2 separate regions of the Homo sapiens genome follow, and region 2 is linked to region 1. Evidence: chromatin loops called from intact Hi-C (ENCODE). Cell type or tissue: transverse colon. All regions are shown on one strand. Links, peaks and the distances in the headings refer to the core of each region. The heading gives the core; the rest is flanking DNA.

Evidence for each region. Peaks named below come from ENCODE experiments on the same cell type or tissue, not always from the same donor. Only the 100,000 strongest peaks of a DNase experiment are listed, where the experiment ranks them.
Region 2: it touches region 1 in a loop (23-fold over the local background); 2 of 110 quality-filtered maps call a loop at or near these places.

Annotation. Positions count from the first base shown.
Region 1 is chr2:191,754,747-191,763,087 of GRCh38, reverse strand. No RefSeq gene overlaps it. Among named protein-coding and RNA genes, the nearest start is that of NABP1, 81 kb to the right of the region's middle. RefSeq lists an enhancer at 988-1,581. In transverse colon, for the core only: no CTCF peak of the experiment used is centred there; a DNase peak (open chromatin) is centred at 4,007.
Region 2 is chr2:191,832,527-191,840,867 of GRCh38, reverse strand. CAVIN2 (caveolae associated protein 2) reads left to right here. Exons shown (of 2, transcript NM_004657.6): 2 at 4,151-6,558. The coding sequence ends at 4,945. Among named protein-coding and RNA genes, the nearest start is that of CAVIN2-AS1, 9.8 kb to the left of the region's middle. In transverse colon, for the core only: no CTCF peak of the experiment used is centred there; no DNase peak of the experiment used is centred there; H3K27ac peaks cover 306 bases.

The DNA of each region.
Region 1 (8,341 bases), core at 11-8,010:
GCATCGGCTCCTGAGCCTTCTGCATTCTTCACATAGTTCTCGAGCCTTGGTTTTCAGCTCCATCAGCTCCTTTAAGCACTTCTCTGTATTGGTTATTCTAGTTATACATTCTTCTAAATTTTTTTCAAAGTTTTCAACTTCTTTGCCTTTGGTTTGAATGTCCTCCCGTAGCTCAGAGTAATTTGATCGTCTGAAGCCTTCTTCTCTCAGCTCCTCAAAGTCATTCTCCATCCAGCTTTGTTCCGTTGCTGGTGAGGAACTGCGTTCCTTTGGAGGAGGAGAGGCGCTCTGGTTTTTAGAGTTTCCAGTTTTTCTGTTCTGTTTTTTCCCCATCTTTGTGGTTTTATCTACTTTTGGTCTTTGATGATGGTGATGTACAGATGGGTTTTTGGTGTGGATGTCCTTTCTGTTTGTTAGTTTTCCTTCTAACAGACAGGACCCTCAGCTGCAGGTCTGTTGGAATACCCTGCAGTGTGAGGTGTCAGTGTGCCCCTGCTGGGGGGTGCCTCCCAGTTAGGCTGCTCGGGGGTCAGGGGTCAGGGACCCACTTGAGGAGGCAGTCTGCCCGTTCTCAGATCTCCAGTTGCGTGCTGGGAGAACCACTGCTCTCTTCAAAGCTGTCAGACAGGGACATTTAAGTCTGCAGAGGTTACTGCTGTCTTTTTGTTTGTCTGTGCCCTGCCCCCAGAGGTGGAGCCTACAGAGGCAGGCAGGCCTCCTTGAGCTGTGGTGGGCTGCGCCCAGTTGGAGCTTCCTGGCTGCTTTGTTTACCTAAGCAAGCCTGGGCAATGGCGGGTGCCCCTCCCCCAGCCTCGCTGCCACCTTGCAGTTTGATCTCAGACTGCAGTGCTAGCAATCAGCGAGACTCCGTGGGCATAGGACCCTCCAAGCCAGGTGTGGGATATAATCTCGTGGCGCGCCGTTTTTTAAGCCCGTCGGAAAAGCGCTGTATTCGGGTGGGAGTGACCCGATTTTCCAGGTGCGTCCGTCACCCCTTTCTTTGACTCGGAAAGGGAACTCCCTGACCCCTCGCGCTTCCCAAGTGAGGCAATGCCTCGCCCTGCTTCGGCTCGCGCACGGTGCGCGCACTCACTGGCCTGCGCCCACTGTCTGGCACTCCCTAGTGAGATGAACCCTGTACCTCAGATGGAAATGCAGAAATCACCGTCTTCTGCGTCGCTCAGGCTGGGAGCTGTAGACCGGAGTTGTTCCTATTCGGCCATCTTGGCTCCTCCCCCTCAAATAAAATTTTTCAACTTGTCTAAGTGATTCTAAGATTCATCTAGAAAAATAAAACATTGAGACCAGCTTTTAAAAAATTAAAGAAAAGAGTAATGAATAAGGATTTAGCTACTAGACATAAAAACTTTTATGAAACTACAATAATTTAGATGATGTGGTAATAGCACAGGCCTTGACAGATTAATAGGAAAGACTAGATAGTCCTGAAATAGGACTAAAAATATATAAAAACTTAATGAAGAATGATAAATGAAAAATCACATACCATAAAAATGTTGGAAGTAACACTGGTGAATATAAAACTGATTTAAAAGCAATAGAATATGTCACCAAGGAAAAGATACATAGATTTAACTGCATAATATTTAAAATTTGTATATCACTGAAATAAAGCTTATCTAATATAACATCAAGGATATTTTAAAAGTTAACAACAAAACTCTGTATCAGAAAACACCATAAAATTATTTAAAAGCAAATGGCAACCTTGAAAAAAATTTTGCAATATATATGACAAGTTAATGACTACTGCATATAAAAATATTCACATATCAATAAAAAATAAGAACATTCTGTGTTTTCTTTCCTACTGCTGCTGTAACAAATTATCACCAATTTAGTGGCTTACACCACACAAATTTATTCTCTTACATTCCTGGCCGTCAGAAGTCTGAAAGCATTCTCACTGAGCTAAAGTCAAGATTTCAACAGGGCTAGCTTGTTCCATGCTCTCGGAGAAAATCCTTTCCCTCCCTTTCCCAGTTTCTGCGGGCCACCTGCCTTTCCTGCCTTACAGCCTCTTCTTCCATCTTCAAAGCCAGCAATGTAATATTTCAGATCACCCTCCTGTGACCTCAGCTTCCTTTGTCAACTCTCCTGCTCTGACTCTAACTCTCCTGTCTCCCTCCAATAACGACTCCACATAAATAATTCAGAATAATATCCTCATCTCAAGGTCCTTAATTTAATCACATCTGCAAAGTCCATTTTGCCATGTAAGCAAATATATTCACATGTTCAGGGACAAGATTATGGACATCTTTGAGAGCCCATATTCTTTCTGGCACACATCAATAGAAAAAAAAGAGACAACACATAGAATAAAAAAACAAATAAATGCCCAATAAACCCATGAAATACATGTTCAATCTCACTAGAATTCTAACAACTAGAAAAGAAAACAAGAGTGAGATACTTCTTTTGCCTGATAAATTGCCGAAGATTTTTCTAAAATGTGAATGCATTTTCTGAAATGTGAATGCAAGAGTACAGTTTCCAAACCATTAGGTGACATGTGTCAAAAGCCTTAGAAAGTTCATGTCATTTAATCCCATAATTTTATTACTCAAAATTTTTCCTAAGGAATTACTTAGAGATTCAAAATATATCATATGACTATTACCCACAGTATTTTTAAAGAGAAATAAATTAGAAACTACATCCAACAACAAGGTATTGGCTAAATAAACTGTGATAAAACTATATGATTGAATACTATGCAGCCATTAAAATTTGATCTTTAAAGATTTTTAATAATATTGAGACTATTCTCACAATAGACTGCTGAGGACAAAATATAAACAGGGTCTAAAACTGCATGTATTATAAAATATATGCAAATAGAAGGCTAATGATGGTTAACTCAGAGCCATTGGATTATGAGTTATTTTTATTTTCTTCATTACACTTTTTATATTTGCTAAATTTTTAATAATAAATAATATTACTGTTATAATCATTTTTTAAAAGGTAATTTAAAAATTTCAAAGTGAAGGATGGCAGATGTTGGCCATTGAGCCTTAGAATTCTAAGCAGGATGGAAAATAAAGTGTTTTATGCCCCCAAATGGCAGCTCCCACACATCAATCAGAGACCAGCCATGCACATTATTCCTTTTAGAAGCAAAGCCAGACAGCACTGTGCGCAAATCAGTATCTCACAGTTACGTACCGTTGCCAGGAGGGAGACAACACAGAACAAGTTCAGCACAGAACCCCAACTTCAAGTAGAAACAGGTTTTCCTCCTTGCTGTGGGCCTAGAAAGGATTACAAGCATATTGCAGAGCCCTCCAGAGTCAGAAGGGAAGAATGAAACCACATGAATTTTAATTAAATTCTAAAATAGGACATAGAAACTAGTTGGAATAACTGAAGAATACGCCAGATAAACACATCAGCCATAGCACAGTTCACAATACAACTTCCCATCGGGCAAAAAATACAAATGATAATTTTGATACGGACTCCTAGAAGGAACACCCATTCCAAATGTGAGTTAGCTCCTTCACATTGAAAAATATCATTTTCAATAAGCTAATGGAAAGTTAGCTTTAGGATAACAGGGACTTTTTTAAAACCCTGTGGTGTCATTGCTATATGTCTGTTGACTTAAATAGTGTCTGTTGCCTAGTGGGTACTCAATAGATAATTATTAAATTAAGGTTGGATCAATAGAATTACTATAAACCTTGGTAGTCTATCTTTAGGTTAATTGACCTCACTTTCATAGGATTTGAACTCATAGCCAATCAGAGCCAGCAGTGAGGAATTAATGAGCACAACTTGTACACTGGAGAGGATATTATGTTAGGAAAAATCCTATCTCAGTATCTGAAAAGGAAGGTAAACCTCTTCCAATTCAGGTCCGTCTGTTTAACATGAGAAAACTAATATCTGAGTCTAAAGTGAGTCACCCCAGGACACTTCCCTAATTGATAGCGAAACCGAGTCACTGCCACCTAGTGGAGGGGTCTGCTCCTCTCGCCCTTCCTCACACTGACTAGATGGGCAGGTGGAAGCATGTTCCGTGGAGCCAGCTGTATGCCTCCTGCCTCACTCTCCTCTCAAAATAGGACCACCCCCCATGCTACCCCACACTCTACACCTGGCACCTGCCATTCTCATATTACTAACTCTAAAAACTTGATGTGGGCAGCATTACTTTTATCAAGACTAATGGCAAAGATCCTTTTTCAGATCAGTTGCCAACTGATTTTGAAACCAGCTCAAGGAATGTCCTTTCTGAAGGCACCGAATATTGCAAGCCTAGTAGACTTCCTGCTCCTTGCAATTGTGTTATTCATCCTCGAAGTCTCTACATTTGACATTTTGCCATTGTCGGCTCATTAAATAAATTACTTATTAAAATAAAAGTGCATCCTGCATTAAGTGCCCGGCCTGCTGACATCGAGCTGAGGAATGATTCCAATCGGCTTTCAGTGTCATCTGATTGCATCGAGCCAGCCTGGCTGCCAGCCCCCAAGCGGCCCTATAGAGGCCAGGGACACACAGAAATTGAGAGCACAGGGTACACAGTAAGGCCTGCTTCCAATGAAGAGGAACACTTTTACAATTTGAGGGCCAAAAACATAATATGACGCCATTGTGGGCCACTTTCTGTTCTTAGCAAAAATCTTTAATTTGCAAATTTCCTTTCTTATATTCAAGGAATATAAGAAAACATAATATATTTTCTTATATTCAAGGAATATAAGAAAACGTAATATATTTTCTTATATTCAAGGAATATAAGAAAACGTAATATATTTTCTTATATTCAAGGAATATAAGAAATATATTTTCTTATATTCAAGGAATATAAGAAAATATATTTCTTATATTCAAGGAATATAAGAAAATATATTTTCTTATATTCAAGGAAAAGACCTGGCAGGATCTCTCCCAGATAGGAGTTGACAGTAGCTCACCAGAAACAGAGACAACACCATTATGAACAAACTTCAAGGCAAAGGAAAGACTTGAATTCCCTTTCTTCTCACCTCAAAATCCGTTTCCAAAACTAAAATTCAAGCAGCAAACATAACATTTGAAAAATGAGATGCTCCCTCCCCCTCCATTTTCACCTGTTTCTCTAGAATGTGAAGCAGCAAATGTAGATTTCTGTGATTTCTGTGCAAGGAAAATTGGAGCAGATAGGGTCTTAGCTGAGCTGGGAATGTGATAAATATTTTCATGGACTGCTGAATCTCACTAATTGGATACTTTAATGAAACTTGAGGTATCTCTTCCTAACTTCTAACACACTTTTAACCCTTACAACTTGTATGGGCAATTTTTTAAACAGAAGAATGTTTGATCCAAGAAAATCAATTTTTTTTTCAAACAGAAAGTCCAGTGGTAAATTAATAACAGCTCCTAATAAAGAAAGGATCATTGGTTTTTTCTGCTGCCTTCAGAACAGCTAATAAAGACTATTTCTTCCCAGTGTTCAATCAAAATGAAATGAACATTAATTGGACATTAAGTACTAAGGAAATGCCCACTAGTTCTTTCTCACTTCTCCCACTCCATCCTCATCCTACCATTTCCTCTGTTAACAAACTAGGCAGAAAGATGTCTCCTCCTATTGTACCTAAACAAATCAGCATACAGGGAAGTGATTTATCATTCATGAAAAGCAATCAGATTGCTTGGGGCTGACAGCTGTTCCCAAAATGCAGCTGAGAAACAGACCTTTGGCAAAGTGTAAAATTTGGAACAAAATCATATTACTGTACTTCAGCTGGCAACACAAAAGGCTGACAGTGAGCTTAATAAACAAAATACCATGCAGCTCGAAATATATTAGCTAGTCTACATTTATGAACAAAAATGGTCACTTCTCCCATTTTTTTTCTAAGTCACCTTCAGTCAAACTAAATACCTAGCAAAAGTAAAATGCTCTCTTTAGGTTTTTTTCTTTTTTTTTTTTTTTTTAAGATTTAGGCAAATTTTTGGTAAAGACTTTTTTTCCCACACAATTCATTATGGGAAATGGACCAGAAGGAGGAAAAAATGATGAAACATGCATAAAGGTTAAAGAGGGACACAGCTTTTACTAGAAAAGGAAGAATTCCAGTATATTCTGGCCTCTGAGCCATAATTCATTTCATTTCCCGTGTTGAGAATGCTTTCCCATATCTCTCTGCCTGTCTAAGGTCTAGCTATCCTTTCAAACAAATTTAGATCGTCATCAAACCTCGAAAATGCTACAATTCTGAAATGATTTTCCTGACTGCTCTGGCCCCCAGTGATCTCAGCCTCCCTTGAATTCTGTAACATTTCTTTCGGTACTCTTGATCTCTTTCCCCTTGTGTCCCCTCATGTCTAATCTCTTTCTGCATGGCTCCCACCACCTATTTAATCATGTTGAACCTCTTGCTCTACGTCCAATGCAAAATATATTTTTTCATACCTCTGTGTTTCTTTAACCACTGATTCCTTGGCAAAGAAATCTCCTTCACCTGTTCTTCATGGCCAATCATATTCACAATTTAAGACTTACTTCAGGGCCAGGGATCAGTGGCTCACACCCATAATTCCAAAGCTTTAGCAGGATGATCACTTGAAGCCAGGAGTTCCAGACCAACCTGGGCAACATAACAAGACCCCAATCTCTCTCTCTCTCTCTCTCTCTCTCTCTCTCTCTCTCTCTCTCACACACACACACACACACTCTCTCTCTGTTTGTGTGCGTGTGTGTGTGTCTATAGGGGAACATATTAATATTATAGCAGAGTTTGGTGTCATGTGCCTGTAGTCACAGCTACTCCGCAGGCTGAGGCAGGAAGATCCTCTGAGCCCAGGAGATAACTGCAGTGAGTTATGATCATGCCACCGCACTCCAGCCTGGGTGACAGAGTGAGACCTTGTCTCCAGAAAAAAAAAAGAGATAGAGAGAGAGAAAGAAAGAGAGAGAGAAAGAAAGAAAGAAAGAGAGAGACAGAGAGAGAGACAAAGAAAGAAAGAAGGAAGGAAAGTTCAAATGTCCTCCATTTGATAAACATATAGTGAGATTCTATGCTGATGCTTGCCCTGAACTAATGGCTTGAGGTAAAGATATGGAAAAGATATAGCCACCATCATAAAGACATCCACATATTCTTAGTATTAAAGACCCAAATCCTTAACCTGTTCTAAAAATCATGGTGTCATGTGGCCTTCTAGCTACGTCACTAGCCTCACCTGTGCCTCTGCTCCCCTACTCCTCTGGGCTCCTGCCACACTAGCTTTCTCTTGTTCTCAAGGCTTCCATGCTCCCTCCAACTTCAGGACTTCTTTACTGTGCTTTTCCTCCCATCATGCATGCATCTTTGATTAACAGACTCCTGATCTGCCTTCCTTCTCAGCCCTCATACTCCATTCCCAGGGAAATCTCTTTCAAGTCTTTTGTCAAAGTCCAATCCTCTGATTAAGCACTCTTACAGCACCCATGTAAGTTTTCTTCAAAACAGTGATGAAAGTTCTGATTTTTCCAAGTGTTTATTGGCTTATTTGTTTAATGCCTGCTTCTTCCATAAGACTATAAACTGCATGCAGCATAACCTTTGTATGAGTTTGCCAGTAGGTCCTCAGGATCTCTTTTCATGTCTGTACATGTTAACATTCAAAAGAGTTACTGATGGAATACATAAAAAAAAGAATGTGTGAAAAAATAAAAGTCCAGTTGGTAAGACAAAAAAGCCCTTGATTCCAATAGAATGCGGTATGGAGGAAGCTGTGTGTGATGTAGGACCCCCACGAGGGGACCTGATTTAACAGAAGGTCACTGATACGTCTCAAGGAAACAATTCTTCTGACCATCAGATAGTAAAGTCAAATTGAAATTGGCCAAAGGGTGAACGGGAAGTGAAGCTGTGGCCACAATAAGTGAGGATCCTCCTTTTAAGAGGTTTAATTGTAGGGTGTCTAGAAAAAGGATGTAGACTGGAGAGGATGATTTTTTTAATGAGAGACTGAAAAAATATGTATGTATTGTTGGAGAAGAGCAAGAAAGATGAAGAGGTTGGGTAACTGGTGGGCCTACATCCCTAAAAATCTAGAGAGAATAGGAAGTGGAACAGAGGTAAGAGGAATTATTCTTAACAGAAAAAGGGATCTTTCTTTTATTAGATAGGAGAAAAGAATGTTAAAATGTGTAGAGATGCAACTTTCATTTAACAAATATTTATTGAACACATACAATAAGCCTAATACTTATCTATGTTCTTAGGTTACAATGGTAAATGAAGCAAAGTTCTCTACCCCAATGACATTTATATTCCAGCAAAGAACAGACATAGGATATAAGCAAATTATAGAGTACATTAGAAAGTGGAGT
Region 2 (8,341 bases), core at 1-8,000, 78 kb before region 1:
CTTCTGCCAACAGGAATGATGAGTTAGTGACAGGAAAGCAAACTGTTGTTTTTTCTCTCCTTATTCAAGCTTTTAAATGACTTACCATGATTTCCTTTCTAAGGAGAGTCATAGAGTCTTCTTTTCTGTTAAGGTGTGCATATCTAGGTATTTAGATATGTACACAGAAGATTTGCTTCCATGAGCTTCAAACCAAGAAGTGTCCAGCATGTTAGCAAGTTTGTCTGTGTTGATACAAATAGGACTATTAGTTCACTAGGATCGATATGAACAGCAAACAAGTTAAAGTACAAGGAGAAATGCTACTTTTTCAGTTCTTTCCATTCATTTTTATGCTGTGAGCATATCAGTCATATATGTTTGAAGTGTGCTGTTTTATTCCCCTTCCTTTGAAAAACTCCTAAGGGTTCTCGTGAAAGGTCAGAACCGGGAACACCTGCATCAGGGGAGCTGAGGACCTTTTTGAAAACAAAGGGTAAATAATCAGCTCTCTTGGGGCCTCTACTGGGCAGAACTACCAAAGGAAGCAGTGCAGCCCACAAGGGATTCCTAGTGCCATTTTCAGGAGCTACGAACCCTAAGTAGACCTAGAAGTAACTAGGGCAGGGAAGCAGTGACAGAATTGAGGATGTGTACTTGATCTTCTCTCTTGAAATCGTCATCAGTCTTGCAACCTGTAAGAGAAAGCAAATCAGAAACACTACAACAGGAGGCTGAAGGCAGAAGTGTCACCTTGCTTATAGGCATATGAAATATCAAGTGTTTCCACGAGGTGTGTGGGGGAGCTTGAGCACAGGGCACGTGTGCAGGTGAGATTAGGCACCTCAGGAGAGGGCAGTTATCCAGCATCCATTATCTTAAGTTTAGACTGAGTTTCCACCACCATAAGAGTTACTTCACTGTCAAACACCACTCACATGTTTTACTATAGAACAGAAATTTTGAAAAGTATCAGTATTTTTCTGCTTCCAAACAAACATTATGGAAAGGTAAGAGCTACATGTGCTTGGACATTCACAGATTTTTGTGTGAAAAGAAAGGGCTTACCTTCAGAGTAGATGCCATCAGAAGCCACAAAATAAACACTGTTCAATATACAGAACATTAAATCCTGTTTGTGTAATTAAAATGACAGCAGAAGCATAGCAGTTAGCCAAGAAGACATATCTCACTTGTTTCCAGTTGCATAAAGACACATCCAACTCATTCTGGATTATCTCTGTTCCTGCTGGGTTTATTTTTATAGCTGGCATCAAAAAAGCTCTCATATAATTTCCCTGGCATTTTACAAAAGAGTTCAATTGGGTTTCCTACCTTCCCCCAATACCCATTCATATACACAGTGTGTATCTACCACAGATCATATATGATTCACCTTATAATAACTTTCCTCAAAGCTGTCCTCAAAAGATACATGATAAAAGAATCGAAAGAGTCTAAAACTCAACAGCAACTATGCTTTTGTAATAATAAAATGTATATTTAAGGAAAAACTGTAATATTATTAGTTTAATTCCTTTAGAAGTTCAGTTAATATGCCTACCTTTTGTTGGGATTAAATAAAGGGAAGTTATACAACTTACTACCTTTGATTACCCTGAGAGATTATACTATGCAAAATGTACCTCTTCTCTGGTAGCCAAGGATTATTTTTACAGTTTTCTGCCTGAATTTCTGCTTTCCTCACTGAGGACTTTTAATGACATTTCACTGATCTCTTGGTTTCTTCCTTTCCTGTAAGCAACTCCTGTCAAACCTTCTCAACCCTCTTGTCAAACCCCAGAAGTAATTTTGCTTCTAGACTAAGCATCCAAGCCTTAGCTATTTCAGTTGTCTAACCCTCTTTTAGTAACACCCATCCACTGCAAAGAAAATCCTTCCTTAAAAATGGAGATCATTGTCCCCATTGGGACTTAGGTTCTCTTGATTTCCCAATGGCACCAGCAGTCAGCAAACTTCCTTCTAGACACAGAGCTGAACTTGTTCTTTTATAGTCCTCAAGCCTGCCCAAAAGAGGGGCAATCTCCATTCCAGCCACTCTCAGGGCGTTCTTAGAAAGCCACCTCACCCAACATGCACTCATTTAACAAGCAGCTGTTGAGCTCTAGGTGCTGGGACACAGCATGGACAAGAGACAAAAATCCCTGCCCTCATGGGGAGTACACTCCGGGGAACTAGAGGCAACCGCAACTTGAAACACGGGAAAGCAGTGCTTGTAAAAGGCCATGTTATAAATAACCTGTGGCAGTCCCATGCTCCTTTTATTTATTTTTTTACTTTGTCTTTTACTATGGCCTGGACACTTAACCATGACATTCAAAATGGCAGAGTGTGGAGAGAGTTTTGGGAAACACAATATATGATATCGTCACTCTAACGAGGAATTCTATTTAATTGGACTTTTCTGCTTTTTGCGTCGACACAAGACATTACCCTTTGTTTCTAACCAATTTATGGAAAGGACTCTGTATAGTGTGTATAAGGGGAGACACAGGGTTGTATTTTTCAAGGAATATCATAATTCTACCATTCAGTTGTTAACAAGGAGAGGGTTTTTTTAAGTTTCTGTATAATATCTAAACTTTATTTAGTCTTTGTATCAAATATAAAGTGACACTCTTAAAGCATGTTTTCATCTTTTCGGTCAATCAAAATTACAAAACAAGAAGGGAAGTTCTTGCCATTAACATAAACTTTGCATGACGTTTAAGTCCCAGGTAGACTTTAAAATCCACTAAATCCAGTTATTTTTCAAACTGAAAGTTTACTGAACAGCCTTAGATATAATCAGGCAATCCTGAGGCTCTGGTTGCAGGAGAGGTGGCAGGGGGGTCTGGAGCTTTGCCCCCCTCTGGCATTCCAGCAGAGCCCCTGGTACCCCTGGGAGTGCAGTATGAAAGCTGCTAATCTAGGTCAAATCTCTTGTTCATATCTGGAAGAAACTGAGACCCAAGGAGATTAAGTTATTTGCTGAAAGCTGTCCTGCTATTCAGTAGTACAGCAAAGACTGAGACTCAGGCCTCTGGCCACACATTCACTACTGTGCCATTTCTTTCAAAAAAGATGTGAAGACATCTTGCTGACTGGCTCTCCTTTTCCAGTATTCAAAGAAAAATATTTAAAAATCAAGAGTTCTTTAGCTGTGTAACCCGAGTCTGTCTGCATTCAAAACTCCCCAGTGAGCAATGTTGCAACACCATCCCCCTTCCACTCTAGAGTTGAGTGTTCAGGTGCTGCTCCTTGAGAGCCAAGAGGAGCCATCTTTGCCTGTGTGCCCGGCAGCTGGAGGAGAGTGCTGGCAACGGTGAAGGGGGCAGCTTTCTGTGCTTCTCTCCTCACTCTTCGCTGGAAGTGAGGGCCAAAGTATTCTTGCCCAAAGAAGCTCTGTGTAACACTAGAGAATTGATAAACTATGGCTGGCAGCATAATTTCCCCTCACTACTCTAAAAATAACCCTAAGATCTCACCTCCGCTTAGTAACTCCCCAAAGGATATTCTAAACCAGAAGGCTTCCTGAGTGCACCCCCAGGAAGCCTAGTCCTTGCTTCTCTCACTCTTAAACGATGTCCTCAGCAAAATTAGTGTGCACCTTTGAGCAGATACTAAGGCTGGCCCTACCTTTACTTCTGACTCCTAGTTGGAGAGGGAACCCAGTCAAGGCTTTATGTGTGTGTGTCTGGTACTTGAAGACTTCTCAGTTCTCACCCTTGCCCTATCTTTTATCTGCCAACTTGATCTTCAGGCTCTCCTGCAGTGGGATTTTGGCAGGCCCAAGCCCTCTGACCTCAAAAGAGGATAGGAGAGAGAGGGCCTCTGGGTTCACAGCACAGTAACGTTCTTTAGCTCTGTTATCTAGGCAGCTTCCTGGTCTATCTCAGTCACTGCCCACTTCCCCTCTGCCTGTCACTGATACAGTTTCTGCCGGTTGTCCTCCTGATATTCCCAACAGGCTGCCCTTGGCCTTATCCAGCCTAAATAGAATGACTTGACGAGTTTAGAATTAACTCTTCCTATTCTAGAAAACTCAAGCCACAAACATTTGTTTTTTTACCATCACCGTGTCTCCAAAACAGACACACGTATTACAGCAGCTCAGGACTATTTGTGAAATATGTTATTAACATGAAACCTACATTGTCCGTCTTTTCAGGAGGAAAATGAGATCCCTGCCAGCGTGTTTGTGAAACAGCCCGTTTCCGGTGCCGTGGAAGGGAAGGAGGAGCTTCCGGATGAAAACAAATCCCTGGAGGAAACCCTGCACACCGTGGACCTCTCCTCAGATGATGATTTGCCCCACGATGAGGAGGCCCTGGAAGACAGTGCCGAGGAAAAGGTGGAAGAAAGTAGGGCAGAGAAAATAAAAAGATCCAGCCTGAAGAAAGTGGATAGCCTCAAGAAAGCATTTTCTCGCCAGAACATCGAGAAAAAGATGAACAAGCTGGGGACAAAGATCGTATCTGTAGAGAGGAGAGAGAAGATTAAGAAATCTCTCACGTCAAATCACCAGAAAATATCCTCAGGAAAAAGCTCCCCCTTCAAGGTTTCTCCCCTCACTTTCGGGCGGAAGAAAGTCCGAGAGGGAGAAAGCCATGCAGAAAATGAGACCAAGTCAGAAGACCTGCCTAGCAGTGAGCAGATGCCAAATGACCAGGAAGAGGAGTCCTTTGCAGAGGGTCATTCCGAAGCGTCCCTCGCCAGCGCTCTGGTGGAAGGGGAAATTGCAGAGGAGGCTGCTGAGAAGGCGACCTCCAGGGGGAGTAACTCGGGGATGGACAGCAACATCGACTTGACTATTGTGGAAGATGAAGAGGAGGAGTCAGTGGCCCTGGAACAGGCACAGAAGGTACGCTATGAGGGTAGCTACGCGCTAACATCCGAGGAGGCGGAGCGCTCCGATGGGGACCCCGTGCAGCCCGCCGTGCTCCAGGTGCACCAGACCTCCTGAGCTTAGAGCCACCGTGCCATCCTGTGCTGTGCTCAAGCGGGCAGCCAGGGCTGAAGAACAAACTCTTGCACATCTCCAGCACGACTCACCCACTCCTGCGTTCCTGTCCAGGCAGTAATCATTGACCATATAGTCATAGTAAGACACACGAGACCAGGCTTTACCATGAAAGCGACCTGTCACGGACTCCACTTTTAATTTGCTCTTAGGTTCTATCTCTGTAGAATGTCTCCAAGATTGAAGAAGAAACTGAGCAGTTGAAAAATGCTAATCTCTTTGACTTAGTCAGAAAAAAACAGAGGATAATTAAGATACTAGTCATGAAAAGTGATTCATTCTTTTTTGTCATTCCATAAGCTTGCTGAATAGTGTACCGGTAATATATTGTATTTCCACCGTACTCTGTGAATCTAATTATTATTCTTTAAGTGTTGATATATAATATACATAAATATGTAAGCTAAACATATAACTATATGTTTTAAGAAGAAAACATCTACGAAAGGTAAAAAGAGATGATCAGTTGGTTGTTTACTTGCTAGAAACCATTGTTTTATTGCAAACGAAGGAAAAATGAAGAGATTATAAAAGTCAGCTAATGAAGTAAGATACGTAGTAAAGTCAGGACTATTCAAAAAGTAAGAAAGAAAATTTGGAAAATGAGAGAAACAGGAAACAAAGAATGCCGAAAAGAATGAAAACAGAGAAAAAATGTATGTGCTTGAAAGTAAAATACTTACAATAGTAGCTTAACTATTTCACTCTTTAAATAAAAATACTAAAGAAGTTCGTATATCCTGGAATAACATGTCATCTTCAAAATATTTTTATTTTCTAATATTTTTAATAATAAACATTTTATAGTGTTAAAGCTGTATTTTTCTTAATAAATAAAGGACATTACAAATATTTCTTTAAGGAAGTTCAAAAGGATGTTGTCTTGTTAACACTGGAACGAATATAAATCTTCAAAATACAATTAATATATACTGTTTTGTGGAAACTTAGCTCATACTATTCTTTAATGCTCTTCAAATTTAAACTAACCCTTACATTCCATGTGATGTGATGTAGGCTTATAAGATGCTAAAATCTATAGGTTTTGGAAGTGAAAGATTCTATTTTTTCTTTTTTTGTACATAATGGGAATTTCATTCCAGATTATATTTTATTTACATATTAATTTCACAGAATATTAATATTTCTTAACTTCTTAAAGCATGCTAGCGTTTTATGTATATGTACACATATATTCAGACAGGGTAATTTTATCTGCTGCCTAACATTGTACTAAAATATTGCTTTATCTGTTTTTAATTACAAAATGCTAATGATTTCTTAAATTATAGTTTAAAGACAATTGGCCCAGGAAGCAAATCCCCTGCCTTTAGTATGAACCACTATAAGTAACCTTACAAATAGAGTTAATCCAAGACAATATTAACAAACTGTGCTTTGTCTTTAATAAAAGGGATAGGATTAACAAACATATTGATGGCATAACCTATTCAGCTATGTCCTTATTTTTGCAATAATGTAACCTCAAATATTGGATTGTTGAACCAACAATGGCTGTGTTAAAGAAGATTAAATAAACCGAAAAATAAAAAGCATGAAACAATGTCAGTTTCTTTGGCAGAACAGTTTTAGAACAAGCAGAAAGAATTGATTTTTAAACTGTCCTCCAAACGTAGCAGTAATGTTGATTGTTTCAGTCTTGATTTCCCCTATTAACTCTGCTTCCCCCAACCGATCTCATTTAGAAATCTAAGTCTCATTTTTCAAGTTTAACTTTTTTGACATCACCTTGCCAGCCTTGGAGAGTATCTGAATTTACTGCAGCAGCTTGATGAGTTTGATAGTTACATCTGCATTTTTCTTGTATTATATCAGAACTTCTAATACTTTAAATAGTCCTGCAAACATGAATGTATTGACCTGTAAATTCAGTTTATTCATACAGATAATCCTTTGTCTTCTGCAGTGCCATAGAGTTGGTAGAAGACTTAATTTTACTCAGGGCCCAAAGCAAGCCTGTTTAACCTTTATGGAGTTGTTACTTCTTGCAGCTGAGAAGTTGGAAACTAGCTGTATGTCAGCTGAAAACTGCACTTGAGCATTTTTTTAAAGTTTCACTGGCAATCACATTTATTCTATGTTCCACATTTGAAGCATTAAAATCCTAAGCAATAAAACAGAGAATAAGGCCAGATAATTGTTGAAAATCACACACTGTAGGGATTAGAGAGAGAAACAGTTGTGGAAATTGAAGCGATTTATTCGTATTATTCTTGCAAACTGGTGAGGCAGCAACGTCCCCAAATTAGATATGTCTTCTCCCCACCCATCCAACAACCCATTCCTAACTTTCTATGCCTGGAGCTCAAGAACTGGATTAGTTTTCCCCAAAGATCGGTTATACATTAATAAGGACTGATATCCATATCTTACAAATATAATTCAGGAGTAAGAATTTTAGAGTTATTACATGGGTCTATTGTAATAGATGTAAGCATCTATTACATGGGTCACAAATCTCACAGAAATATAGCAAAAAAGAAGTCATTTTTCTGTGAGATTTCTTTTAAAAGTAAATAGGTATATATTTCAACAGGAATATTTTCTTCTTTCTGCTTAGGAATCCAGTATGTGGCTGAATTACTGGTTCTTTTTATATGTGAAAACAAAATACTCTCACTAAGACTAGTTCTGTACAAAACAAGGACTTCTGATATTTATTGTCTGATGAAAACCCAAAATGTTTCTGCTTTTAGCAGTGCTCACCCAGAAGAGCAAAGTTTGACACTCATGCGATTAAGCCCACTATTAGGAAACCTTAACATAGCCTAACTGCCAGTATAAGTAAAGGTTATAATGAAAGTCATTTCCTACATTAAGACACTAATGCCCAAGTCCAGTTAATTCCTGCTCAAAAGTGTGTTTACTGCCCTGGAGCCCAAATCTAAGTGATTTTATATTGAAGATTGGGAGTATGAAGAATTGAGATACAGGCAGCAATCATTATTAACAGTTCCATAGCAACCACAAGTCTTTTCCTAAAAACCAAGACTCAAGCACTGCAAAACAAGTTTCAGATGAAATTGGCATTGTGACCTTTGTATTCTGCTTGATCTGGGTGTCTAGATAAAGACTTCTGTAGCCAGGAACTCATTCCTAAAGGGAACAGGCAGTAACTTGCATTATTAAAGATATTTTCTTATTTTTGTTTTAACCATTACATTATCCTGCAGTATTTGAAACTCTAAAATTATTTTTAACTCTCCACATAAACTGCCCTAGTTAAGGAGTCACACCTTTAAACTAAGCAGCTTGATTTTCATACATATATACACTTTTCACTGTAAAAAGCAATTTGTTAAATATTTATTGAGCAAA